Linked DNA regions of Mus musculus: region 2 is linked to region 1. A link is a loop called in an ENCODE intact Hi-C map of the cell type or tissue named here. Cell type or tissue: heart. All regions are shown on one strand. Each heading gives the region's core, and the rest is flanking DNA. Links, peaks and the distances in the headings are about the cores only.

What was found. Peaks named below come from ENCODE experiments on the same cell type or tissue, not always from the same donor. Only the 100,000 strongest peaks of a DNase experiment are listed, where the experiment ranks them.
Region 2: it touches region 1 in a loop (2.1-fold over the local background); 1 of 42 quality-filtered maps calls a loop at or near these places.

What each region holds. Positions count from the first base shown.
Region 1 is chrX:73,664,527-73,680,560 of GRCm38, reverse strand. It overlaps Slc6a8 (solute carrier family 6 (neurotransmitter transporter, creatine), member 8), which reads right to left and starts at 7,428. Exons shown (of 13, transcript NM_001142809.1): 1 at 6,511-7,428; 2 at 4,792-4,923; 3 at 3,662-3,911; 4 at 3,108-3,240; 5 at 1,791-1,925; 6 at 1,592-1,695; 7 at 1,373-1,497; 8 at 764-876; 9 at 505-642; 10 at 327-429; 11 at 129-229; 12 at 1-56. The coding sequence starts at 6,772. Gm32261 (predicted gene, 32261) reads left to right here and starts at 6,259. Exons shown (of 3, transcript NR_166888.1): 1 at 6,259-6,532; 2 at 7,747-7,882; 3 at 8,753-10,154. In heart, for the core only: a CTCF peak has its summit at 8,284 (motif pointing left); DNase peaks (open chromatin) are centred at 6,110, 6,200, 7,420 and 8,290; H3K4me3 peaks cover 2,253 bases; H3K27ac peaks cover 1,903 bases; H3K27me3 peaks cover 1,714 bases.
Region 2 is chrX:73,928,213-73,941,356 of GRCm38, reverse strand. Renbp (renin binding protein) reads left to right here and starts at 10,507. Exons shown (of 11, transcript NM_023132.3): 1 at 10,507-10,643; 2 at 10,840-10,949; 3 at 11,095-11,170; 4 at 11,277-11,352; 5 at 11,504-11,676; 6 at 12,017-12,241; 7 at 12,997-13,078. The coding sequence starts at 10,614. In heart, for the core only: a CTCF peak has its summit at 10,419 (motif pointing right); a DNase peak (open chromatin) is centred at 10,486; H3K4me3 peaks cover 990 bases; H3K27ac peaks cover 692 bases.

The sequences.
Region 1 (16,034 bases), core at 5,914-10,913:
TAGGTGTTGTTGTAGACCAGTGGCTCGTAGTACACAATGTTGAAGATGAAGATGCCCTGTGGACACAGATGCCTGCGGTCACTGGTGCCTCACTACACCACACCACTTGCTTACTTCCCCAGCCTTACCATGCAGACCAATGGGGTGAAGAAGGACCAGCACCATTTCATCCAGGGGCAAGGTCGGTACCCAATCATACAGGCAATGTCATCCATGAAGCGGTCAGCTCCTGGAACAGGATGAGGTGGACAGGAAGGCTAGAATTGGAGACCATTTATCCCCATTCCACTCCACAATTTCTAACCCAGCCCTTCATTTTGACTTACCATAAACCCAAGCCACAACTACACACTCCCAAAAGGCTTGCCAAAGCAGGGTAGTGCCACTAGCTGAGTAGTAGTCAAATAGCTGGAAGACGTACATTCCACCCTGAGGAACAGAGTCAGGTCAGAGAAGATGGCCCATGGTTGGAAACTGACAGTAACCCACCTTACCCCCACTCACATCAGTCACCATGGAGAGATCGATGACAAAGCAGAGGGCGCAGCAGAGAGCAACGGAGATCTCCCTTTGGAAACGGAAGTAGTAGGAGGCCGGGAGGAGATCCAGGAGCCCGGTAATGAAGCCCTCCACACCTACAAACTGTGGCCAGGGTACCTCAGGCCCAGGTCCCCCATGTCCCCATGCACCTCTTGCCCAATGTGCCAAGTCCCCTGACCACCACCATCCCCTACCCCATTCCTGCCCTAGAGCTCCTGCAAACCTGGCTGTCCAGACCGAGCAGCAGCAGCATGAAGAAGAACAAGGCAGCCCAGAGTGGGGCCACAGGCATCAGTGTGACAGCCCGTGGGTAGGCAATGAAGGCTAGACCAGGCCCTGAGTGGAAAGATGCAGGGTGAGACTGGCCCTCAGCACCATCCTGAATATCCTAATGCTCAAGTCCTCCCTGTCCCCCAGATAATAAAATAATAAAAATCTGAGGACTGTTTGTGCCTTAGCATGGCTAAACCCACTGAGGTCCTATAGGCATCTCACATCAGAGTTCTGAAAGGCTGTGGTCCTTGGCAGCCCCACCCTGCATTAGCAGGATTCCTGACTCACTACCCTCCCTGGGCTCCAGCAGCCATGACAGTTGCTGGTTGTCCTGGGGTGACACAACAGAGCTGAAGGAGCATCTCCTTTATTCCTATCTGTAGCACCCAACAAACAGGATACACGCTGCAGTTCTGGGAGTGGATGACAGGGGGTCCCCAGCTCCAGAGAATTGTTTGTCTCAGCTGCAGAGAGCTAGCTAAACTCATGTGTCACACACACACACACCCTACAACAGAGTAGTTCTGCTCTGGAGGTTGGCCAAGGTCAAGCAGCTCACCTGATTCTGCCACCTTGGAGATATGCACACCCTGCTCTGTGGCCATGAAGCCCAGGATGGAGAAGACCACAAAGCCAGCAAAGAAGCTGGTCCCGCTGTTGATGAGTGCCAGGATGATGGCATCCCTGAGGGTGGAGGGACAGAATATTCTGGTTTAAGCAGTTCCACTGCTCCAGGGCAGGGCAAGACAGGGCAAGCAGAGCAGGGGCGGGTTCCTACTTGTAGCAGTTGTTGTTGAAGCGATTGTAGCTGCCTAGGGCTGTGAGGGCCCCCAGGCCTATGGCATAAGAGAAGAAAATCTGGGTCCCAGCATCTATCCATACCTGGAAGGGATGGGTCAAGAGAAGAGTCACAAGGGACCCTGTTCAACAACAGGCAGCATCTCCCAACCCTGTTGCCACAAACTACCTTTCCTCACCTGAGGGGACCCTAGCTTTGACCAGTCAGGCTTGAGATAGTAGATGATACCATCCAGGGCTCCAGGCAGCAGCACCCCTCGCACCAGCAGCACAACGAGGACCACGTAGGGGAATGTAGCAGTGAAGTACACGATCTGGGGGGCCAGGGTGCTCAGAGAGGCTCTGGATCCCTGATCCCCCTTAAGATGCCTCCTGCCTAAGCTTGGTGGCTGGTTCCCAGCGCTACTGTGAGCTCATAACGTGGGCAACAGTCATATCCCCAAATTGCAGTCATGCTCAGAATTTGATTAGGAAAGCCAGTAGCACTGATTCTATTCCTGAGTGAGGGACTACCCCCAGGGAAGCTAGGAGCCAGGCTGGACCCCATGCAGCCTCATAGCAGGCTCTAGTTAGCTATAAAAGGAGGGAAGAAACAGGGCCATAGCATTCCAAGGTGAGGGTCCCTAGGTGTATCTAACATCTAATGAAGGAAAGTTTGTTCCTATGGGGCATGCCTATATGGGGGTTGGAAGATATGGGGAGTATGGACACAGAAAACCCATGGCAATGTTACAATGAATTATAATAAGCACATATCCCTCAGAGCCCTGTGGTCCCAAACTCCAGATCATTCTTGGTAGGCTGCTGGGCTCCTTAGCAGTTAGGGACTCTAGCTGGGCAAGAGAAAGACAGAGTTGGGTTTGCAGCTTGGTGTTATTGCTAAAGAAAGAGGGAAGGAGGAAGGGAGGGAGGGAAGGAAGGAGGGAGGGAAGGAGGGAGGGAGGGAAACACTCAGCATTTAAGGACCCTGCTGTGAAGGAACCTTGATGCACTGGAGTTTGATCCTCCAGGGACCTGACCGTGTCACCTGGTTTAGCAATTTTAATGTGTTGGTTCATCTGTCTCTATAACCTGAGGAAACCTCTGAAGGAGTCTTCCTTGGGGGCCTGAGGATCACAGAGTTGAGAGTCCCCACAGGTCACGTTCACCCAGAGTGACAAAATTAACTTAAGCATCTAGCAAAGAGTAGGAAGAAACAGAAGGCGAGGCAGTAGAAGAGGAGGAAATGGAAAGGGCCAGGATGGGCAGTAGACACAGGGAAGGGTAGTTACTGTCTGGACCTTTCACTCTCAGTGGCTGAAGGTTATTGTTCCTGGAGGTGAAGATTGAAGAAGATGCCCACCAACAAGTGAGAGCAAAAGGTGTGAGTTTAGGAACCTGTCCTCTCTGTAGGTTTGAGCCTCAGTCTAGTCACCTCCTATTGTCATTGTGTCCCTTGCAGACAAGTACACCTCCCAGGTAATGTTGCCCCCACCCTACAATGCCCCCACTTGTACCTTTCCTGTTGACTTGACCCCCTTCCACACACAGAAGTAGACCAGCACCCAGCAGGCCAGCAGGCACAAGGTCACCTCCCAGTTGAGGGCTCCTGGAACCTCCAGCCCCGTGGAGAGCCTCAATACTTTGTTCCTAGGGTAGAGAAGAAAGGAAGGCACCTGAGGGTCATGTCAGCAAAGGGCACAGTGACTGGGATTTGCTTTGGAGTTGGCAGGTCCTCCCTTATCACAGCCCTAGGTCCAGGCCCTACCATCAGGTGTCTGGAGGACTACCCTGGGGTCATCATATTTACCCCAACCTTCTACAAATATGCAGTTTCAGCTCTGTAATGAGGTCAACATGAGAAGACAATAGCAAATGTCATGTTGCTATAGGAGCAATGTCTATTCAAGCCCCAAGACCAGCCTAGGCACTCCTGGAGGATGGGGACAGACAAAACCCAGGAGTGGTTGGTTGTTTTGCATCCTTGGCCATGTGCACCCAGGGCTTGACCACATATGGAAAGACCAAGGGATGAGAGAGGATGGGCTTGGCCCACAGGCACCTGACTCACTCCCAGAACTCGATGACAGGGGACCGGCGGTCAGCAAGCTGGTCACATGTGAGGTTGGCCAGGCTGGCATTGGCACAGTCTTCATGGCGGAAGATCTCCACACAGTCAGGAGTGTTCCAGGTGTGGCCACATGTAGCCCATGGCAAAGTGGTAGTAAAGGACTTGACCAGGTAATAGAAGCCCCAGGCCAGCACCATGATGTAGTAAGTGTTGCAGTAGAAGACAATCACCATGGAGGCATAGCCCAGACCTGAAGATGAATGAGTACTTTTACTCCTTCTGGGCTCCTCTGTGGCCATTTTCCTACCACCCACATTATCTCCCCTTCCAGAGTTGGCATTGATCCCTGATGAGTTCCTGACAGCAAGTTCCCTATATGCCTCCATCCCTCCCTCCATCTTCTCCCTCTTTTCATCCTGCCAGAGGCTTCTCCAAGCTTTTAAAGCCCTATTGTGTGTCCCAACTCTAGGCTACCTTTCCTGTCTGTCTGTCTCTGGCTAAGATTTGCCATGTTCTTCCACTATCTCTGTGCTTTAGCTCCTCCACCAAGCCCAGAGCTAAAGATAGCTCTTTCCTACCTATATAGTTACTACATCCTGTTGATTGTCTAGCTTCAAATGCTTGCTCCTTCCCAGGTTCCAGTACCACGATGCAGTCACAGAAGGCAAGTCTCCACCCCATGTTACCCAGTAGCCTCTATTATACATAAGCTGAGAGAGCTTTCTAGCAACCCGAGGAAGTGTGGAAAATACTCATCCCGTCAGAGGACAACCTTGGCAAATTGCTTCACCCCTTTGTGTCCAGCTTCTTCAAGGACAGTAGTAGGACCTCTGAGGTGAGTCAAGTGTGTCCAACAGGTCCTGTCCCTACGCTGTTTCTGTTCCATTCTTTCCCTTCGAAGCAAGCCTGTCCCCTAGTTCCTGACTCTTCAAATTAATTGTGTGATCTAGTATCCTGCAGACTCTCTCCTAAGCTCATGGGGGGGGGGGTAATTACCTACCCCCCAAGTCTAGTGCTCATTGAAGAAATCAAAAGACTTCTTCAAGTGGGTCACAGCCATACTGTGTTCCCTGGCCCTCATCCCAATAATTGAAAAATGGAGAATTGAGAGTTGGCCCATGGCGGCTCACCTTTGAATAGGGGACAGATGTTCCAGACATTGATGCTGCCGGCCTTCATGAACTGGCCCAATGAGATTTCCAGGAAGAAAATGGGGATTCCTCCAACCAGGGCAATCAGGACATAGGGAATAAGGAACACACCTGGAGGAGGAAGTGTGGAGTGGGCTCAGGATGCTTCCAAATCACCTCCTGCAGCAGGAGGGGACTTAACCCAAACCCATCAGCCAAGCTGTCTAGGCCTCACACCAGCCCAGACTCCAGAAGTCCTAGAAGGCCCAGACAGAGCCCCAGCTTCAGCTTGCACCCCAGTCCCGTGACTTCCCACTGAGTGAATCAGCACAAGGGTGGCCACTGACTCAGAGGCTCAACGTGAACAATCCCAGCAGATGAGCTCTAGGTCTGTTGAGAGGAGGCACAGCAGCAGTGTCTAGCCAGTGTTCCCTATACCATGGGGAGCCCTTGGCTCACTGAGTTCTGAGCCTATAGACACCTAGGGTGACATAGCAGGTATTGAAAACACACAGACTTATGCATACAGGCCATCTCTTGTGCCACACTTCTTTTTGGCAGGCAGCAGAACAGGAAAGAATGGCCAAGGTTTGTTCATATGTGCCAGGCTGGGTGCTCAGGCTTGGGGGCTTGTCAAACGGCAGTGAGCCCAACTACCCTGTACTTTGTAATCATGAGAGTCCCAGGAGGAAGCTGGGTAGGTGGCAATTCTCTGCTTATGGGGGTATTGGTGTAGGACAAAGAGAGACAAATCAAGGAAAGGGGCTGAGGCAGTATTCCAGCAATTATGTGGAGTGGTAGGAAGAGGGGAGAGCTGAGCAGCTGCAGCTCTGACCTATTCCTCTTTACTGCTCTCTAGGACCCTATCTGCACAGGATCAGCTTTCTCTGCTACTCAGTGACAGAGTTAATTGCAGTTTACTGGGCTCCTGCTCCCAGCATCCTTCTGTGTGTGACCTTGGACAGAGGCCTCCACTCTGGGACTCAGTTTCTCACCCATCACCCAGCTGCTTCAGTTCTCCAGAAATCCAGTGCTGCTTTGTAGTCCCAGGACAGACAAGCACCCACTACTGTTGCTAAGCTGGGCTTAGGCAACTGAGCATGGGATGTGCATGAAGCCTGTCTAGTGGCGGCGCCAGGCGGGCCAGGCCGCAGACATCCCAAGCCTGGCTCAAGCACCCAGTGTTCCAAGCCTGGGCCAGAGGGGAGGGGAGAGGAGAAAAGGGAGAAGAGGGAGGGTAGAGGAGAGTGTGGGGGAGGGACAGAGTGGCCCATTGTGTGTGTGTACGTATTCCTATGTGTACACGTGGGGGGGTCCACACAATGTGTCACTTGTGTGCCTGACCCATGAGGGCAACTAGGGCTCCTCACCTCCTAGAGCCCCCTCCATTGGGGGGCAGGGCTTCCCTTCCCACCTCAGTGGCCAATCACTCCCAGTTTGGACTGGAAGTCTGAGAGGCAGCCCCTCAGTTCATCTGGAAGCTACCCTTGATTGCCTCTCTTCCACACTGCCAGGCACATGACCGGTGAGGGGGGTGGAGGCCGCTGTGCTGGGTCACAGAACGCTTGGTTGGTGAGGGGGCACCATGGCCTCCACCCGCTTTGGGCGGGCCTCCCTACCCTCTGGACTTTGCCCCACTGCTCTGGTGGGCCTGTGGCAGGCTGGGGTTGGAATTGGTCCCTGATGAAAAGCCAGGATGCTCAGGGGCAAGGCACTCACCTCCGCCGTTCTTGTAGCACAGGTAGGGGAAGCGCCACACGTTACCGAGGCCCACGGCGAAGCCCACGCACGACATGATGAAGTCCATCTGGCGTGTCCAAGTCTCTCGCGGTGGCACTGCAAGGCGGCCGCCAGGCGCCCCCAGGCCCGCAGGGCCATCGCCCTTGGCTGGGGCACCGTCGGGCCCGGACACGATGAGAGGACCCTTCTTCTCGTCACCAGACACGCTATAGATACCGTTTTCAGCGCTCTTTTTCGCCATGGCCCCAGCGGGGCCGTGAGGCCGGGCCGGGGGTCGCGGCGCCTCGAGGGTGGCGGGCGGGCGAGGGGGCTCCGGTGGCACCTGGAGAGAGGGCCCCGAAAGCGCGGGCCCGCCCGGGGGCCTCGGGGGCGGCCGGGCCGGGGGACGGGGCGACGGGTGGGCGGGAGGGGTGCGGGACGGCGGGGGCGGCGCAGTCAGAAGCAGTCCACGAAGCACTTGAAAGTGAGCCTGAAGAATCTCATGTGTGTCGGGGGCCCGGGAGCGCGCGGGCGGCGGTGGAGCCTGGCCGGGCGGCGGCGGCTCCCGAGACTCCTGCCCGCGGCTCGGGCGGCGGTGGCGGCTGCAGCGAGGACTGCTCGCCCTGCCGGAGGCTCACCCTAGCGCGTCGCGGGTGGCATCGGAAGCCCACTGTCTGCAAGCGGCGGCCGGAGCAAGGGGCCTGAGGCCCGCGGCCCCGGCCCAGCCCCAAGTGGCTGTCCTGTTCGCTTGCGGCTCTCCTGGCGCTGGCGGCTCCGGTGGTCCCGGGTACGACTAGCCCCCTCCTTCCCGGCGGCGGCGGCTACAGCCGCTCTCCGGGCCGCGGCGGACTCAAAGACTCGCCTTGGCACTCCAACTGTCCCTCTCTTTCCCGACGCGACCCGCTGCTGCTTAAGAACCAACTCCCGGTGATGTCACTGTCGCCCCACCCCCACGACCCGACCGCTCCCCCCCTCCCCCTCCATCCCGCCCTCCCTGTCACTCCGCCTACCTCCTCCTCTAGAGGAGACGCTGCTCCAGTTGGGAGCAGGATGGCTGCTACCTGGGGCGCTGGCCAGCACTTTCTTTTCGTGGGCCGAACCTCCATTCGTTCCAGGATCACCTGGCTCAGGTCGGGTCAAAGTCCCCTCAGGTTTTTCTGAACCACCAGGAAAACGGAGTCTCTAGTTGACCTCCAGACATCCTTAGTCCTTCTCCCTTCTCTCCACTCTTTCTAGCCTGGAATCTCGTTTCCCGGTGGACCATCCTTCACCAAGGTTGTCCTGCCTGCCTAATGTTTCCTCTTCACTTCCCAATTAGGACCTAGGGAGAGTTGGATATCCAGGTGCAAAGTTTCTTGGTCCCTGCACCAAAGTAAGTGCCCTGTGCGATTGCCTTCTGAAGGACTGTCCCTGCGCTGGCCTGGAGTGTGTGTGTGTGTGTGGGGGGGGGGGGGGAATCGTCCTCCAAGAGTTCTGTGGAACTTTGCCAGAAGTACTGAGCTGTCTCAAGACATTTAGGCCTCCTCAAAGATACAGCCTGGAGGCTGAGGATCATGGTATCAGCTTTGTGTGTGATCAATTTCTGTTTGTCTCCAGAGTGGGCAAAGGGTAGCTTGCTTGGTCGAAGATCAGAGTTACAATTTGTCACCAAGGTACAGAAGGGGACTCCATGATAACTCACCTTTTGTCCACCTTTTGCCTGATGTGGGGGTGGGTAGGGCTTGTGATCTATAGATACTGGGGTAAGAATAGGGTGAGGCTGCCCCCTGGTGCCTGGTAGATGTACAGACCCTCCCTCTAAGCTCAGTAACCTGCCTGCTCAGGGACTTCTAGGCCTCTTCATCAGCAGAGCAGCTTCTTGGGAATTTTCCAAGGCCAACACTAGCCTGGGGTGGACTAGAAAGGTGAGGCGTGCCCATTTCAATCCCAAATTCCTTGATCTGATCAGACACCAAAGTCCCCAGATGGCTCATCCCATCAAGCTAAGCCCGCAGCCATCCGGCAGCTTTAGAAAGAAAAGCAGTTCCAGCCAGAGCCAGATTGAGCCTGATAGGTGAGGGAAGGAGGGGCAGCATCTCCACCCAGGCTATCAGGAAGATCTCTCTCTCTCTCTCTCTCTCTCTCTCTCTCTCTCTCTCTCTCTCTCGTGTGTGTGTGTGTGTGTGTGTATGTGTGTGTGTGTGTGTGTGTGTGTATTTGCTTGCTCATCACAAAACCCTAACTTGAGCCATGTTTGTTCCAGCATGGAACCAAAGTCCTCCTGGAGAAACAAAGGCCATAGAAGAGTTACTCATAGTTACTCATAGCACATATATCCTGGAAGATCTGGAGCCATCCAAGGAACAAGGAGAGGGGTCATTTAAGAGAAGAAAAAAGAGGATCCCAAGGAATGAGCACAAAGGACTCCATTGCAGTATAAAGATCTGCAAAGGAAAAGGAGCTGCTACAACAGTTATCTGGATGAGGTTGGGCAGAGTCCAGTCAATAGCAGGAAAATCAGGCTGTAGAAGTGGGAACTGGATATGGGTTCTATTGGGAATTTAAGATCCTGCTTGTCAGTGCCAGGAGTGGTGGCGCACGCATTTAAGCCCAGCACTCGGGAGGCAGAGGCAGGCAGATTTCTGAGTTTGAGGCCAGCCTGGTCTACAGAGTGAGTTCCAGGACAGCCAAGGCTACACAGAGAAACCCTGTCTTGAAAAAGCAAAAAAGCAAAAAAAAAAAAAAAAAAAGATCCTGCTTGTCCAGGGAGCTGGACTGGGAAACAAAGGACGTAGTAGGCTGAGAAACATGTGGGTGAGCTGATGGCACTTTGAGGAGATGGTCACTGCTGTGTGTGGGGAGGTTTGGAGTTCAAGAAGTCAAGACTGAGTGTAAGAGTGAGGGCATCCCTCCATCCTGGGCCTGTGATGAGCATCTGGGTGAAGAGGCCTGCGCCAACCCCAGGTACAGGAACATAAGGAAGTAGTATCATCTCCACGTAGGCACGAAGAGGTACTTTAAGGTATCAGTCACCCACACTTAGGCACCTGGGACTGCCACTGCTTTTCTGGGCTCAGAAGGTAGCCAGGGTGGAGGCAACTGGGAAACAGAAATCAAAGGTCATTAAGGATAACCAATGTGACCTTGAGGATTCCTGGGCCTTTACATCTCAGGGGCATAAGTTTGACAGGTCTCAAGACCTGATTCCATGGGATCCCACTTACCTCTTGTCTGGTAATGATACCACCTTCCAGCTCTCCCCCCCCTCCTCCCCAGTCTGTGGGTTACCCTAGATTCCCTGCAGCCAGTCTTTCCTGCAGCAGTTTTCTTACCTACCTCATCTTCTTAGGGCCTGAACCTCTCCATACTCTAATGACTAGCCCCAGGCTTAGGTCGCATGTTATGGTTTGTATATGCTCTGTCAAGAGAGTGGCACTATTACAAGGTGTGGCCTTATAGGAGTAGGTGTGTCACTGTGGGCATGGGCTTTAAGAGCCTCATCCTGGAAGTCAGTCTTCCACTAACAACCTTCAGATGAAGATGTAGAACTCTCAGCTTCTCCTGCACCATGTCTGCCTGGATGCTGCCTTGCTTCTGCCTTGATGATAATGGATTGAACCTCTGAACCTGTAAGCCAGTCCCAATTAAATGTTGTCCTTATAAGAGTTGCCTTGGTGATGGTATCTGTTCACAGCAGTAAAATCCTAACTAAGACATTGCACTTGCCCATCGACATCCTGCATTCATGTTGATTCTATTTCTTTACTGACTTTCAGTTGATGGTCAGGAGGCTAAAGAAGGAAGTACTGTAAACAACTGCCCTAATAGCTACCCATGAGCCATTTCCCAAGAAGCTAAAAAACAAAGTCAAACAGCCTCTGTGCCTATGGTGTGTGCTCCAACCCAGATAACTGTGGAAGTGTGTGCACTGATGGGGACAGTTTGTGTGTCTAGGGACAGTTCCTAGGAGATGTGGAACACTAGGGGGAACAAAGGCATTGGACTTTCCGATGCCGGGCAGGCTCTCTCCAGGGCGTGCTCCTGCTGGGGTGTCAGAGAAAGTGTAGTTGCTAGGAAGGAGCATGCTGGGACTCCCCAGGATCCCAGCTGATAGCTATTGGCTCTTCCCAACTAGCACTCATGAAGGCATTAAACTGTGCTGAGAACATCCATCTAGGAGTTGGGGTGGAAGCTGAGAACAGGCTGGGGTGAAGGCAGCAAGCTGGGAGAGTGCTGCCAAAGGTGATGGAGGATGGCAAGCAAGACTAAGGTTGGACCCAGTGTCTGCCCAGACCTGAGGTAGTCATGGATTAGGAAAAGGCTGGATGGAGGTCATCACCCTCTACAATGATTCTGTTAGAAGCTAGGCAACTAAAGGCATGGCTGGAACACCTCCTCTTCTGGGGGTTCAGCATAATAAGCTTTAGAATTAGAATGAGCTGGGAACAAAGGGAAAGCTGGGCAGGGCTTTGTACTTTCAACTCCTGAGCCAGCAGGTAAGGGGAACAAATAGGGTGGAGTCAAGATTCATGGAGCTGGGGTGCAGTAGCAGAAGCCTGGGGACAGCTGAAAGGCAGAAGTCCTCTTCCCAGCACAGACTACACCCACACAGACAATCTGAAAGGATTAATGTTTTATGTTTTCATATAAACTTTTTATATTAGACTGCATTTTATTATTGAAGACTTAGTTTCCCTTTTGGGGGGAGTACATGGTGGGATAGTGGCTGGCCTTGAACTTAGATAGAACTTCCTGAGTACTGAGATTACAGGTGAGAGTCACCACATTCAGGCTTAGAGAAAAAAATTTCCAGTGTTTTGAGACAAGATCTTAGTCCAGGCTATCTTAAACCCAGTATATAGCCAAGGGTGACTTTGTTCTTTTGATATTACTGTCTTCATCTCTAGAATGCTAGGATTCCAGATGCAGGTATTATATTCAGATTAAGCCCTTTTTAGATTTGCAGAAAAATGGCTGAGATAGTAGTAAGCATTCCAATATCCCTTCTCCCATATCACGAAAACACTTTATTTTTTTTTATTGGATATTTTCTTTATTTACATTTCAAATGCTTTCCCCTTTCCAAGACTCCCCTTTGGAAACCCCCTAAGCCATCCCCCCTCCCTCTGCCTCTATGAGGGTGCTCCCCCATCCACCCACCCACTCCTGTCTTCCTGCCCTGGCATTCCCCTACACTGGACATTGAACACCCTCAGGACCAAGGGTTTCTCCTCCCAACTGATGTCCAACAAGGCCATCCTCTGCCACATATGTGGCCAGTGCCATGGGTCCCTCCATGTGTACCCTATGTTTGGTGGTCCAATCCCCAGGAGCTCTGGGGTAGGTGGTCTGGCCTGTTGACACTGTTGCTCCCTCCATGGGGCTGCAACCCCCTCAGCTCCTTTAGTCCCATCTCCAACTCCTCCATCGGGGACCCCTGAGCTCAGTCCAATGGTTGGTTGTGAGCTTCTGCCTCTGTATGTCAAGCATAGCAGAGTTTCTCAGGACAGCCATATCAGGCTTCCATCAGCAAGCATTTCCAGACATCCACAATAGCATCCCAGAGATGCAGGGATGGTTTAATGTACAGAAATCCATCAACACAATCCACTATGTAAACAAACTCAAAAGAAAAAAAAACACATGATCATCTCATTAGATGCTAAAAAAGCATTTGACAAAATTCAACATCCCTTCACGTTAAAAGTCTTAGAAAGATCAGGAATTCAAGGCCCATACCTAAACATAGTAAAAGCAGTATACAGCAAACCAGTAGCCAACATCAAACTAAATGGAGAGAAACTTGAAGCAATCCCACTAAAATCAGGGACTAGACAAGGCTGCCCACTTTCTCCCTACCTATTCAATATAGTACTTGAATTCCTAACCAGAGTAATTAGACAACAAAAAGAGAACAAAGGGATACAAATTGGAAAGGAAGAAGTCAAAATATCACAAAAACGCTTATGGTACACTTAGTCCAATTAGTGAGTCAATAGAGGTCCGCTATCAAGTATAGTTCAGTTTATTTAGCTTTCTGCAGCATTTCTCTAAAGTTTCTTTGTTGTCCCAAGATCCCATCCAGGATACAACATTGACTTTGTCTATCATGATCACTGTGACTACGAGGAGTGCTTTGTTTGATGACTCTGACATTTCTGAGGAAAGCTGATGAAGGTAGAATACTAGCTAGGCCTTAGGTGTTTGTAGGAGCATGCTCATCCGTCCTTTGGGGTATCAGTACTCATAGCACCATTGGCCAGTGTTGACAATGGCTAACTCATGGAGATGTGTCATTAAAAGGACCCCTTCTCTTTCCACACTGCACTCTTTACAAGGAAAGTATCATGTCCTTCTCCGTGGGGCAATGTCAGTCACTTGCCATGTAGTGAGGCAGAACACCATGGCAAGGGAGCATGGCAATCCCATTTTGGCCAGAAAGCCACAAGAAGAGGTCCCCAACATTGTCTTCAAAGATACAGCTCAGAGACCTTACTTCCTGTCACTAAACCCTACCTTCTAAGGGTTCCACCCCTGTCCAGAGAATTATAGGCTAGGACCAAGTGTTTAATCCATAGCATTTGATAGACAGTTAACACAAACTTTTACGGACAGGAGCCGCTCTGGTGATTATGTCGCATTCTTCCTCACAGCACTTTTATTTATTCTCTGATATTTATTTATTAGTTAATAAATGATTTATTACAGTCTATTGTTGTTGGTTCTGTTTTGATATAGGGCCTTCCTGTGTAGCTTTGGCTGTCCTAGAACTTACTATATAAACCAGGCTGGCCTCAAAGTCACAGAGATCTTCCTATCTTTGCCTCCCCAGCACTGTTATTAAAGGTGTGTGCCGCCGGGCGTGGTGGTGCACACCTTTAATCCCAGCACCCAGGCAGAGGCAGGCGGATTTCTGAGTTCAAGGCCAGCCTGGTCTACAAAGTGAGTTCCAGGACAGCCAGAGCTATAAAGAGAAACCCTGTCTCGAAAAACAAAAACAAACAAACAAACAAAAAACCAAAAAAAAAAAAAAAAAAACCAAAAAACCTGTATGTTTAAAAAAAAAAAAGGTGTGTGCCACCACATCTGGCTCTCACTTGTTATTTTGAAACAGGGTCTTAACTATACAGCCCTAGCGAATCTGGAACTTGACATGTAGACCAGGTTGGTCTCAAGCTTCAATCTTTGAATGCTTCCTCTGTTTTTCTTTTTTCTCTTTTTCAGTCTGGAATCCCAGTCTATGGAATGTTCATGCTTTGAAATATTAATTAACCTAATCTAGATAATATCTCATAAGCATGCCCAGAGGCTTGTTTTTTTCCCAGTGGTTCTAGATCATGTCAAGTTGACAACCAATGTTAATTATCATGATCCCTTTTAAGTTTTATTATTTTTATATGTATGGGTGCTATGTCTGTGCACCTCTTGTGTGATTGAGGCCAGAAGAGGATATCTAATCCTCTGGAACTGGAGTTACAGATAGTTGTGAGCCAACATAGGGCCATTAAAAAAAGCTTCTTGGCTCTGTAGGGGGAAAGCCATGGGTTGATGCATGCTAGGCATGTGCTATACCACTTATCTTTTTTCCCAACCTACTTCTGTATCATGCACTTGTGTGCATGTACATGCCTGTTTGAGTACTTGCTTTCTGGCTGTATGCCCAGCTTATGCATTTCCTGTTGTGGATTTTGAATGAGCCATTTCTCCAAGGAGTCATTCATTGGAAATGCTCATTGCTATGGAGTGGTGTTTCTGGGCCTTCTCAGTAGACAGAGCAAGGAGACTTGCAAAAGTCATTACTCTGTACACTATATAAATAGACATGCATTAGTGTCTGCATTAAGCAGGAATTCAAAGTGATGTCTCTGACTTTAATCCATTGCCATGTGGACCAACCTAGCCTTGTCTCTTTGTTTCTCTAACTGCATTATATAGATCTAGTGGTCTTAGAATTGTTTTTTGTTTGTTTGTTTGTTTGTTTGTTTTGTTTTGTTTTCTTTGAGACAGGGTTTCTCTGTATAGCCCTAGCTGTCCTGGAACTCACTCTGTAGACCAGGCTAGCCTTGAACTCAGAAATTCTCCTGCCTCTGCTTCCCAAGTGCTGTGATTAAAGGTGTACGCCACCACTGCCCAGTGGTTTAGAATTGTGTTAACTCATACTCTCCCACTGCACCTCATCTGCCTTTAGTATTTTTAAAGACTATGTAAATCAGGCTAGTCTCAAACTCTTAAAAGATCTGCTTGCTTCTGTTTCCTGAGTGTCTGAATTAAAGATGAGCATGTGCCACCATACCCATCTGCTTTTAGGGTTTTTTTAATGTGTACTTACAAGTTTGTGTGTGTGTGTGTGTGCGCGCACGCACGCACGCACGCACGCGCACAGAGGCCAAAAATCAATCCCACCTTATTTATTTACAGTTCTTAAATACATTCATTCATTCATTCATTCATTATTTATTTATTTATTTATTTATTGTGTGTCTGTGTATGCCATGTCAAACATATGGACGGGATAGAACCATTGGTTCTCTCTCTTCCATGTGGGGATGAAAGTCAGGCCATTGGACTTGGTATCAAGCACCAGCCAAACCATCTTGCTGGCCCTCCACTTTATTTTATTTATTTATTTATTTTGAGGCAAATTTTCTCACTGAACTTGTGCCTACTTTATGGTCACCAAGTCCCACAGATCTTCCTGTCTTTGCCTTCCCAGAACTGAGATTACAGACATGCACTGACTTTTTGTTTGTTTGGTTTGGTTTGGTTTGGTTTTGTTTTTTGAGACAGGGTTTCTCTGTGTAGTCCTGGCTGTCCTGGAACTCACTCTGTAGACCAGGCTGGCCTCGAACTCAGAAATCTGCCTGCCTCTGCCTCCCGAGTGCTGGGATTAAAGGCGCACACCACCACGCCCGGCCTGCACTTAGTCTTATGCATCTGTTCTTGTGTACAGTGACATAAATCAATCCTTTCCTCTGCTTCAGATATGTATATACATGTGTGGCACAGTTAAGCTCTTTTTGTTACAATCTGCACTTTATACTGTGACCCCTCTACCTCCTAGAAGATCATCAGGGCTTGTATACACTGCAGTTCCATCTTCCACTGTCAAGACATTTCTGCTGAATGTCAACCCTCTACCATGACATCACCAGACAGAATGGTTTTGCTGCTTTCAAAATCCCCTTTGCTTTCCCTAGTAAAACACTGTTCTTTCTCACTCCCTGATGACTTCTGATTTGTTTCTTGTCTCAATAGTTTTTGCCCTTTCTGACATGTTCTACAAATGGAGCCTATTGTATGTAGTTTGTTTATTTCACCTATCAGTATGTTATTTGCCTATTTGTGGGTGGGGGCAAGGTATTCTAGGCTGACATCAAACTTGCTGTGTACCTGAGGATTACCTTGAACTACAGTCTTCTTGCCTCTATTTCCTCATTCTGTGTGATACCATGCCTGGCTCAGCAAAACATTTTGAAGACTTATTAGTTCCTCTGTGTCGTTGTATTGTTCTTTCCTTCTTCCTCACTGACAAGTTTTCCTTTGAG
Region 2 (13,144 bases), core at 8,145-13,144, 260 kb before region 1:
TTGGCATATCATTTTATTGGGTTCTTATAGCTCTACCTCCCTTCTAACCCCCACAACACTAGGTAGGTGTCTTAGGGTTTCTATTCCTGCACAAACATCATGACCAAGAAGCAGTTGGGGAGGAAAGGGTTTATTCAGCTTACACTTCCATACTGCTGTTGATCGCCAAAGGAAGTCAGGACTGGAACTCAAGCAGGAAGGGCAGGAAGCAGGAGCTGATGCAGAAGCCATGGAGGGATGTTCTTTACTGGCTTGCCTCCCCTGGCTTGCTCAGCCTGCTCTCTTATAGAACCAAGACTACCAGCCCAGAAATGGCACCACCCACAAGGGGACCCCACTTGATCACTAATTGAGAAAATGCCTTCCAGCTGAAGGCATTTCCCCAACTGAAGTTCCTTTCTCTGTGATAACTCCAGCCTGTGTCAAGTTGACACAAAACTAGCCAGTACAGTAGGAGAGAAAGGAGGTTAGAGAGGAAATGGGGTATAGACCTCTTTTGGCCAAGAAAATAGACTACTTCCTGTTAATTGGGGTCATTGTGTTTCTTGGGGCAAGTCCAATCTTTGTCAGAATATGCAGCAGTCCAGCAATCCAGAAATAGCAAACACAACAGCAGTGGGAGTAACAGGCCCTCTCGGGCCTCTCCAGAGTCCCCAGAATTAAGCTGTCTGCAGCTGACAAAAATCACACTCCTCTAGAAGGCAAGGCAATCATAGTTAATGGCTGGAGACAAACTGAAGCAGCCCATATACCACACATGGGGTTAAAACACAAATTCTATAATTGGGTTTTTAAACCAAAACTCTCACAACATTTCTCCCCTTTTAGTCCAAAATAAAGCCTTGTCTCTAATAAGCTAAATACAATAAGAACAATTATGAGGACTATCAAATAATTATATTTACAATGTTCAGTCTATATGTATTTGGCAACCTTGGAAAAAGTACTCCGCTATCTTGTCCTGGTGAGTCCAAAGTTCTGAACCTAAATCACTTCCTATTATAACTTGAATTATCAACCTAAAAACATCTTAGATCCTAAATAACTTAAGCTTTTGTTTTTAATCTTTAATAAGGAAAACTTTAAGACTATAACTATCTAGTCTTAAGACTGTCCAGTCTCAGTAATAGGAAAAAGCAAGGCTTAATGTCCTAGCTGAAAGAAGTCCGTGAAGCTGAGCCATCTGAGCTAGCTGTTTTGATGTTGATCTGGATGCAAATTTTTGAGGAGCCGGTGAGGCTGGATCACCCAGGCTACTTACTCTGTTTTCATTGGTGTATGATCTGTTTGCTTTGAAAACACACAAACTTTTTTTTTAATGGTTTTTCAAGACAGGGTTTCTCTGTATAACCCTGGCTGTCCTGGAACTCACTCTGTAGACCAGGCTGGCCTCGAACTCAGAAATCCGTCTGCCTCTGCCCCCCAAGTGCTGGGATTAAAGGCGTGCGCTACCACGCCCGGCCCACACACAAACTTTTAAAGGCAATATTATAGGTACATTTCTGCATTAACATGTATGGAATGCATGGTGCGCATAAACTAGCTAGTGATTTTTCTGCTTAATGTTTGAGCAGGTGAAAGGCATCTATCAATTTTATAAGTCCATTTGAACTGCTATCAAACTGTAATATAAATCTCCATCCATAATATGTTAAAGGATGGCATGTAATATGTCATGAGGACCAGTTAGCCAAAAAGATTCATTGGCTATACAGACATTCATGTCTCAGCTAGCAGGAGGTCTTCCCAAGATACAATCTTTATAACTTTTGATGGTAACCATATATTTTTCATTCCCTATTAAAACATAGAGAAAACTGCCCTTCCTTGCATGCCTAAGTCATCCTTGATTGGATAAAATAAAAAACCTATTAGCAAAGGCAGGAAGTAGAAGGAGTAAGAGTTCCAGTAGAGATAGCACTCTGGGAAAGGCACAGGAGGATTTGCTATAACTTTAATTTTTTCAAAACTTATTTTTAATAATAGTTTATATATGCTTTAATCTCACCTGTAACCCCACCAGAGGTAGTGAAAAAGAAAGGATATGGGGGAAGTGGGCCTGTTTAGAAAGGTTCTTTGGCTCAACTCCTGTCTGTGTTATCTGGAAATCAGTTCACAGGTTAGCGGTGGCAGCTTGATCCACTCGCAAATACTTCACAGATACACCAGCAGTCCAGTTGGGTAGAGTCAGGATAGCAAACACAAATTGGCAATGGTGGCACTAACTTAGCAGAGACAGCCAAGCCTCAACCTAGGCTTGAGTTAGCAGGAGGGACCTGGAGGGACACCAGGAGAAATTCTCAGCTGGGCCTCTCTTAGGTAAGCAAAGATCAGGGAAGACTTGAGACCCACAAACATTATACAGTTAGCTCTATAAGCAAGCCTAGCTCAGCCTCCTTCACTGTCTGGTGAGTCCTAGTCATACCCTCTCTCTATGATATCCTGACAAATGGAGTTCAACTACATAATGTAAGGTGGGCCAATACATGAGTGTTGCTAGCAAAGAATCCATCACATGTCCTTCCACATGCTTGCTTTAGCAGAATATCCTTTCTCCTGTGTCTGCTTCAGCTAAATGTTCCTTCATGAGTCTGCCTTAGCCTTTCACCTGTGTCCACTTCAAGAAAACACTCCTTCACGTGTTTGTACCAGCAAGACCCCATCCAACCATCTTTCCAAAGAACTCTTAAGTTTCCACTTCGATTCATGACCCAGACTTGGAGAAATTCAGACATATGAAACTGAGAAGTAACTACCAGCCATGTAGCAGACAGAATAGTATAAATGGGATAACTGAGTTCCAAGTTAGTTGGGAGCAAGTCCAAAGGCATTCATAAATAAATTGAAACCTCTGTGAACATAGAAAGGTCCCTGTTGCTATCAGGAATCAGCTTTACAGTTACAGGTTGCCTCTGAATCCAGCAAACATCACCCATAGGCAACAGGGACCCACGCATCTATTGTCATGGTAATCACCATGCATTCCTAGCGTCCATTTGATTTACCTCCCATCTTTACCTGTGAGCAGTTACAGCACATCCTAAATAAAAGGCAGACCCTCTTGACCTTTGCTCTCTCTGTTCTTCCTCTTCTACCTTCGACTCCATTGCTCCTTTTGTCCCCTTCCCTACCCCCCACCCCTACCTAACCCCCCTCACCCCCCACAATAAATCTCTCACATGGAACTGCATTGGCCTGGTGTGGTCTGTCCTGACATGAGCTGAAATTCTATCACAACAGCCCCTGCAGTTACAATTACAGAATCAGCTTTTTAGAAACTCAAAGCAGTTGCCCATTGTAACCCCAAATATGTATCAATGCTATGGTGTACATACATTAGTTTTCCAAATTCTGCAAAATGAAACACATCCACCTGCCAGATTTCATTTCTTTCTTTCTTTCATTTTTTTTTTTTTTTTTTTTTAAAGATTTATTTATTACATGTAAGTACACTGTAGCTGTCTTCAGACACACCAGAAGAGGGCGTCAGATCTCGTTACAGATGGTTGTGAGCCACCATGTGGTTGCTGGGATTTGAACTCTGGACCTTCGGAAGAGCAGTCGGGTGCTCTTACCCACTGAGCCATCTCACCAGCCCCCTCTTTCTTTCTTTCTTTCTTTCTTTCTTTCTTTCTTTCTTTCTTTCTTTCTTTCTTTCTTTCTTTCTCTCTCTCTCTCTCTCTCTCTCCCTCCCTCCCTCCCTCCCTCCCTCCCTCCCTCCCTCCCTCCCTCTCTCTCTCTCTCTCTCTCTCTCTTTCTTTCTTTCTTTCTTTCTTTCTTTCTTTCTTTCTTTCTTTCTTTCTTTTTCAAGACAGGGTTTCTCTGTGTAGCCCTGGCTGTCCTGGAACTCACTTTGTAGACCAGGCCTCGAACTCAGAAATCCGTCTGCCTCTGCCTCCCAAGTGCTGGGATCAAAGGCGTGCGCTACCATGCCTGGCTGAAAATATTTTCTTTAAGACTTTACTGTTAACATGATATTTTTCATGAAAATTTGAGGCTTTTAATAGAGTTCCTATTAATAGTTGGTCAATTTCCTTGTTTCCTTGTGCCAATGGACCTGGCAAACCTATATGAGGCTAAATATGAGTGATATGAAATGGATAGTTGTAGAGAGAATATCTTATGTCTGTATGGATGTGGCACCTGTCAATAATAAATCTGATAGCCTATGGTTCAGGCAGGAAATAGGAGGTAGGACATTGAAGAAGCAAAAAGAAATAGTGAGTTAAAGCAGGTGCGGGAAATTCACCCAGGAAGAATGACAAGATGGATACATGGTACCTGAGTACAGGTAACCAGCCATGTAGCAGAATGTGGGTTAAAATAAATGGGTGAGCTTAAGTTATGATTTTAGTCAGAGAAAAGTGTAGTTATAGATTTTGAGTCTGAGTCTTATTTCTGGAAGTATGGAGTTGGAGGAAGAATTAGGACAAACTTCTACAGATAGTTTGTATTTATGATTGCCTGTTACAGTTGCACAAATAACAACATTAATTCTGAATTATCAGGAATAAAGTCAGCAGTTTCTATACGCAAAACAACTCTTTCTGCATATTGAGAATCAGTACTTTTAGATCGCATACAACTCTGATTTTTGAGCTTAAGTATATGGGCTTTGGATCACTTTGCTCATTTTGTCTGACTTATAGCCTGTCATTCCCAACGTCTTTGTATAAGTATAAAATTAGGTGCTTCAGGAATTGGCATCCCCTTTGGAATACATGGGAGAATCCAATTTGTTCTTTTTATAAACTGTGAATGCTTGCTTTTAGGATATTTGTTATTAATTTCTCCCAAATAGTTACTACAAGCTCTTTGCCAATCTTCACTGATTACCCATAATGATATATATAATCTTAGTATTAGCAAGGGGCATTAAGAGTTCAGCTGGAGCTGGGCAGTGGTGGCATACTCCTTTAATCCCAGCACTTGGGAAACAGAGGCAGGCGGATTTCTGAGTTCGAGGCCAGCCTGATCTACACTGAGTTCCAGGACAGCCAGGGCTACACAGAGAAACCCTGTCTCGAAAAAAAAAAAACAAAAAACAAAAAACAAAAAACAAAATAAATAAATAAATAAATAAATTTAATAATCTATCCCATATATTTCATCCTTCTTCAAAATTATGGTCATTTCCAAATTATCCCTTAAAATGACAACCTATCTATAATTTATAAAATAACCATAACCAGACATCCAAAGCCAAGGAATTGGGATGACGACTCTCTATGGCTTCTTGTTGAATAGGGGTGATGAAAAACTTTCAAGGGGGTGGGAGGGGTAGGAAAATTAGAAAAGATGGTTAGATTTTAAAAAGCTGGCTTTAGCATCTGTTATCCAGTATCTGTATGTTTAGGAGGCTCGGGACTTGACTGAGATTTAGACTGGATCTCTCTGAAAGGCTGGATGAACCAAGTCCATCAGGAATCAGCAGTTATTCCTGAAGCTGTGTTGGGAGGCAGGTAGCTGGAACAGTAGGTCCTTTGAGTGTCCCTGCAGATGGATCTTGTCAAAGCTGTAAATTTTGTAATATACAAAAATTTTATATTATTAAGATATTTGTAGGGATTATATAAGGTGCACAGATCAGTTAAGAATGAATTTTTCTTGTTTAAGCAGGTGAAAAACAACTATCCTTTTATGAGTTAATTTGATTAATAACCAATTGTAATAAATCTTCATTCATGTCATGTGAAGTCTGACACAATAAATCTTAAAGATTCCAAAACTGCCAGGCAGTGGTGGCGCACGCCTTTATTCCCAAGGCAGGCAGATTTCTGAGTTCAAGGCCAGCCTGGTCTGTCTACAGACTGAGTTTCAGGACAGTCAGGGCTATACAGAGAAACCCTGTCTCGAAATGCCTCCCCCCCCAAAAAAAAGGATTCTTCAACCAACAAGATTTATTACCTAATTTTAGCTGAGGTTTTGGCTAGAGAAATTTTTATGTCTAAGCCAGTTACAAGACTGTTCCCATGAGAAATCAGCAATTTAAGTTACCTGTCTTGTTTGATTTTCTTGAAATTTTTTTTCTATAGTCAAGATCTTCAGGGGAGTCTTCCCCTGTCATATCTGATCCATATCACTCTGGAAGGGGTCCAAAGCCCTTCCTTCTTTCTTATTAACACAAATACAGAACCTCTCTCCCAAAATACCATGTCCTTGGTCCAGTAACCTGAAATCATCAAAGATATAGACTGACTCAATTTAGTAGCTTGACCTCTCTCCCAGAGGATTTCTAATATCATAACCATCAAACTTTATAACCACATGCATTTTGATAATTAAAGCAATTAAAGCAATCTAAAAATCAGGTGAGACAGTGTTTCTTATCTCCTGCCCTGTTCTTAGACTAGATCAAGGCCATCTGTCTGAGATAAGGTTATTCTTCCTATCTCCTGCTCTCGACCTACAATTTAAGATCAAAAGCCTTTTTTTTCCCCCAAGACAGGGTTTCTCTGAGTAGCCCTGGCTGTTCTGGAACTCACTTTGTAGACCAGGCTGACCTTGAACTCAGAAATCCGCCTGCCTCTGCCTCCCAAGTGCTGGAATTAAAGGTGTGCGCCACCACGCCCCGCTTTTTATTGTTTTGGGTTTTTGTTTGTTTGTTTGGTAGTCTGAACCGTTTTTTATCTTTTCCAGAACTACCCACTTCTCAAGCATTTCAACCTGTACTCTCCAGTTTCACGGCCATCTCTGCAATTCTTTCAAATGAGAGACTAGAGTGACCCTTCTGGTTTTCCTATTTCATACATTTTTGTTGTTGTTTTTCAGACCCCTCCATATCCATTCACAACTTTTCCTATTATTCAGCCAGTCTCCCAAACTTTTTTGAAACGGAAAACATGAAGAAGACAAAGAAATAGAAAACCCCCTGTGGGAACAAAGTGGGAGAGAACCCAGCCGCCGCCGCTGTAGTAAACCTTTTGCTGACATTCTGAAACAGTATATTAATCCCTTCATACCCTGATGTGTCCTCTACAGCATGAGAAACTGCGTTTCCCATAATCCCTACATCTGGGCACCACTTGTTGGCATATATATTTTGATTGAATTCCTATATCTCTACTTTCTTTCCAACCCAACACTAGGTAGGAGAGAAAGGTTAGAGGGGAAAGGAAGCAACCTCTTTCAGCCAACAAAATAGACTACTTCCTGCTCATTAGGGTCATCCTGTTTCATGGGGCAAGTCCAGTCTTTGTCATCAGAATATTCAGCAGCCCAGCACAACAGCCATCCAGCAATAGCAAATCCAACAGCAGGGATGGGGGGCAGGACCCTCAGCAGGAAGGAGGAACAGTAGCCACAGCAGGCCTTCTTGGATATTGAATTTTTTTTAATTAGGTATTTTCTTCATTTACAGGGGATCTTGAATTTATACTCTCTCCAGAGTCCCCAAAATTAAACTATCTGCAGCTGGCAAAAATCATGCGCCCCCACCCCCATCAAGAGCATAAGACAATCATAGTTGATGCTGTGGATGAAATGAAATAGCCCTATATCCCACACCTGGGATAAAACACAAACATTCATATAACATAACTGGATTTTTAAATAAACCAAAACTTACTACAGTTTGTTTTTTGAAGGTATCCTGTCAGTAAAGAGAGCAAAGGAAAGTTCCACTAACCTATGTAGCTGGTCTTTGCTACATTGTGGGCTCTTTTTTCCTCACCCTTTATCCTCCAGTTTATCCCCCTAACACTAAATAGGAGAGGAACAAGGATAGAGATGAGAGGAATTAGGAAAATCCCTGAATGTAATTTCTTTTTGTTTCTTCTTTGACCACTGCTACTAACAAACTGCAACCAATCTCCATAAATGACCAACATTCACCAACCTTACCTCTCGGGGGTCCTTGTATTTATATATATATATATATATATATATATATATATATATGTATATGTATATTTTCTGAAAAGTTCCTAGAATTCCAAACATCCACAATCACAGAAATTATCTGCAGCTGGCAGAGCCATGCCTCTGTGGCAGCATGGGGCAAAATCATGGTGAGCTGCTACAAACAAGTCTACAGCAGCCCCATATCCCTATACCTGGGATTAAAACAAAAGCACATTCTTATAATAGTCATGTGGTTTTAAAGTAAATTCCAGAATTCTCACTAAAAGCTTGCCACAGGCCCAGGAAGAGGAGCAATACACTGTCCTTCAGATAGGAGGTTTGAGAACAATGTCCAGGGATAGGAGGACATGGGTCAGCAGAGGTAAGTTGTCCTGTGCAGATTTGCTAAGACATGTGGACATTTAGCCTGGGAGAAATGCAAGGGTTCTTTTTCCCACCCTACTCCTGTAGCTGTTACCTATGGAGCTACCCTTCTTCCCTGTGCTCACCTTCTCATCCCACTCTGGAAGGCAGGCAATATAGAGGGCTAGAAGGATGGGCAAGTAAAGAGTATACTGCTCTTGCAAAGGACCAGAGTTCAGTCCTCAAGCTTCTTCATTGAGCAGCTCCAGGAGGATTCAATGCCTCTGGCCTCCATGGACAACCCACCCACACAGACACATGCGTACATGCATATAATTAATATAATTAAAAATATTTTAAAGGAATATATCAGAAGTGCTTTGGTGCAGCTTGAAGCTGGATGTGATGCAACACACTTGTAGTCCCAGCCCTGAGAGGTGAACGCAAAGGAGCAGGAGTTCAAAACCATTCTTGGTTAATAGAGTTCAAGGTATCCTGTGATACATGAGACCCTATTGCAAACAAACTAGCAAACTGAGCTCCTGGGGAGAAAGGCATCATAGCTTTGCATCACCCTATTCCCATGAGACTCAGGGCCAGGGAACCACCCATTCTATCATACCAATGCTCTTAACTTGGCTGAGCTTGAAAGGGATGATATGTGTGTAAGAGAAGCTGGGAGACAATGAAGATGGATAAATACAGCTTAAATAACAGCATGCAAGCTTTCCTGGATACAGAGCCAAGGTCCCTGGGCATGACCTAGGCTAAGGGTAAAGATGAACAGAGCAGCTTCAGCAGATACTTAACAGACACTGAGATCAGGCTTATTCCTAAACACCATAAAGATGAAGTGTTTCAGGATGAAAGAGCCATTCTACAACCTGCAGAGCCACCCAGTAGCCATAACCTGGAAAGTAGCAGTCATTGCGAAATGAGTCAACACACAGCTGGGAAGGGGCAGGTAGCACAAGAACATAACCATATCTAGAAACTGAATTCTTTTTACTGACCAACTCCCAAAGCAGCATTGATGAGTCAGGAAGTCTAGTTACTTTACACTCCTGGGTTGCAGTCCATCATTAAGAACATGTTCAAGGAACTGGAGTGATGACTCAGCAGTTAAGTGCACTGTCTGTTCTTCCAGAGGCCCCAGGTTCCATTTCCAGAACCCACGTGGAGACTCACAACCAGCTGTAAGTCCAGGTCCAGAGGATCCAATACCCTCTTTTGGCCTCTAAGGATACTGCATGCATGTGGTGCACAGACATACATAGAGGCAAAAGCAAAAGCAAACAAAAAATAAACCACCACCACCAACAACAACAACAAAACACTGAAACATAAAATAAAATGACAAAAGAAAATGCAGGCAGTGGTGGCTCACGCCTTTAATCCCAGCACTTGGGAGGCAGAGGCAGGCAGATTTCTGAGTTCGAGGCCAGCCTGGTCCCCAGAGTGAGTTCCAGGACAGCCAGGGCTACACAGAGAAACCCTGTCTCGAAAAAACAAACAAACAAATAAAAAAAGACAAAAGAAGGGCTGGTGAGATGGCTCAGTGGGTAAGAGCACCAGACTGCTCTTCTGAAGGTCCGAAGTTCAAATCCCAGCAACCACATGGTGGCTCACAACCATCCGTAATGAGATCTGACGCCCTCTTCTGGAGTGTCTGAAGACAGCTACAGTGTACTTACATATAATAAATAATAAATAAATCTTAAAAAATGTTTTAAAAAAAAGACAAAAGAAAATCAGAACAAGTACCTCTGGCATTCTGGTTGAAATTCTCACTCCACAGAATTCTGCTGAGCAATGAGGGTGCCCAGTGGGTAGCAAGAATGGGGAACAGATTAACCAGCCTGTCACAGAGCCAACCTATACTGTGTACCTAGGAGGAAGGGCCAGAGAGCTGGAGGATGCCCACTCTACTCTGCATGGTTATCACCTGTTTTTCCAGAATCATCCTTGGGGGTGAAGTATCCAGCAACTGGCAACCAGGGCTAATGGTTGTAAATTACTGGACTCAGACAGCTGAAGCTAAAGGAAAGGGCTTGCCGACAATATGGGGTCACAGGGTCTCAGGATTCAGTCATTCCAGGGGCACCCTAACTTCACAATCTGTTGAGATCACCAGCCTCAGCTGCCAGGCCCAGATTCAGTCTCCTACCTACTCCCTCCTCATAAGGCCAGACTTCCTCACCCAGTTCCCACCAGGGGGATCTAGAGCTTGACTGCTCAGTCCAGGCCTAGAAGAGCAGAAGGCGGGGTTTGAAACCCCGCCCTTCGTCCCGCCCCCAACTCGGGGCCCTTCGGAACTCTGAAGAGGATCAGGTGGGTGGGACACTGCTCGGTCAGCTGAGTGATAGTCACGGGATCGCGACCAAGTCTGAATTCCTGGAGGAAAGCAGATGATGGACCTAGGACTCCTAATGTTACAGGTATGTGGTAGTGGATGGTTCCAACTAATGGTGGGGTCAGAAGCCCATTGAAGAGGTGGGAGTACTGTATCCTTGGCTCGAGGCCCTGTGGTGGTGGGGTGGAATCAAGTAGCTCTGGGGCCTACTCGAGTTGGTTCAGGAAGTCCCTGTGAAGGAAGAGCTGTGCTTCCCTGCTCTGCCCTGATTCACTTCACAGGACATGGAGAAGGAACGGGAGACACTGCAGGTCTGGAAGAAGCGTGTGGAACAAGAGCTTGATCGTGTGATCGCTTTCTGGATGGAGCATTCCCATGACCAGGAACACGGGTTAGCTATCCTGCCATGATCCTCCTAGGGCCCCCCTCCCCCTATCTCACTTGGAGGTGACACACAGATCTACTGACCTGAGGAGAGTAGTGAAGCTATGGAGAACGGCTCTTTCCTTCACTTTCTGACAACACTTGTCTCACAGGGGCTTCTTCACATGTCTTGGCCGTGATGGGAAGGTATATGATCACCTCAAATATGTTTGGCTGCAGGGGAGGCAGGTCAGTTTGCACACTTAAGGTGTTCACACAACAATAGGGTATACCCAGGGATACTTAGGATTCCCTCCACCCCAGCTACTCCTCTCTAAACTGTGTTCCCTCACAGGTATGGATGTATTGTCGCTTATACCGCAGTTTTGAGCGCTTCCGCCGTGTTGAGCTTCTGGATGCAGCAAGAGCAGGTCCCCTCTCCTAGCCCTATCTCCCCAGGGGCTTCAGTGGGTTATGTATTCAATGTATCTAAAGGGCTCTAGAAGAGGAAAGGGACTGGCAGGTTCCAAGAGGCAGTATATTCAGAGTCCTTACCTACCATGCATACTTTCCAACCACCAGGTGGTGAATTTTTGCTGCGTTATGCCCGGGTGGCACCACCTGGCAAGAAATGTGCTTTTGTGCTGACTCGGGATGGCCGGCCAGTGAAGGTGCAGCGGACCATTTTCAGCGAGTGCTTCTACACCATGGCCATGAATGAACTGTGGAAAGTAACGGGGGAAGTGCGTTATCAGGTATGTAGGAGCCTGTAGGGGATCACAGGCTGTTGGACATGAGTGTACTCTAATGACAGGCCTGGGAACCTGCCACAAGACCCATTTACTCGTTTCCTACCATTTTGTGACCACATGTTTCCTCAGCGCTCTCTAACCCTAACCCTAAAGGGACCCTGGGCAAACAGTGCCCTGTGTCCAGGTAGAAAAGGTTTTCGCTTTCTTCACTGGGCCCTTCTGCCTGAGAGTGACCTGAATCCCAGAGTCCCCGAAAATAGTATTGGGAGAAGAAGCTGAGCCCTGAGTCCTTGGGGGAAGAAGTATGTGCTGGGACAGGGCAGCCTCTCTGGTCTCCTCACAGAGTGAAGCCATAGAGATGATGGATCAGATCATCCACTGGGTACGGGAGGACCCGGCTGGGTTGGGCCGGCCTCAGCTCTCAGGGGCACTGGCCACAGAGCCCATGGCAGTGCCCATGATGCTGCTCAGCCTGGTGGAGCAGCTTGGAGAAGAAGATGAGGAGCTGACCAACATGTATGCAGAACTAGGGGACTGGTGTGTCCACAGGATTCTTCAGCATGTCCAGGTAGGCACAACCCAGGGTCCTCAGGAAGGTGGAGCCCAGCTTGCTGAGGGCGGAAATGGGTGTGTCCTAAGACAGAAGAGGCCAGAGCAACAGACACATTCTGAGCTATGGAAAGGAGGTCTTGATCTATGTTCTTCCCTTTGATGCCTCTGTGGCATCAAACTCAGTCTTGCCTGTCTCCTCATTCAGGGTTTTACCCTCTTCACTTGAGAGACCCAGACCTAAGCAAGAAGGATCAGAACCTACTGGGTTCATGGGAGACAATCAGCCATTCCAAAAATGTTCTGGAGCAGGGCGTGGTACACATATCTGTAATTCCAGAACTCTGGAGGTGGAAACAGGAGAATTTAGAGTTCAAGGTCAGCCTTGCTTGTATAGTTTGAGACCAGCCTGGGCTACCAAGACTATGTCAAAACATACAACCAAAAATGCCCCTTTAGACCTATTGAGTAGGTATATGGCTGGTACCAAGGGCAGAGGAAGGGATTTTCGAAGTTAGATCTTTCTTCTTCTTCTTTTTTTTTTTTTTTTTTTTTTTTTTTGGTTTTTTTGAGACAGGGTTTCTCTGTGTAGCCCTGGCTGTCCTGGAACTCACTCTGTAGGCCAGGCTGGCCTCAAACTCAGAAATCCACCTGCCTCTGCCTCCCGAGTGCTGGGATCAAAGGCGTGCGCCACCCCGCCCGGCTCCAAAGTTAGATCTTTCTGATTGGGTGACCTGAACTGGAAACATTTGTCTCTTGTCCTTTTCCTGGCAGAGGGATGGACAAGTTGTACTGGAGAATGTATCAGAGGATGGAAAAGAGCTTCCTGGTTGCCTTGGAAGACATCAGAACCCAGGTGAAGGCATGTGCTATGCCTGTTAGGAAAAAAAAAAAAACCTCATCATTGAGTTTGGGGTATAAT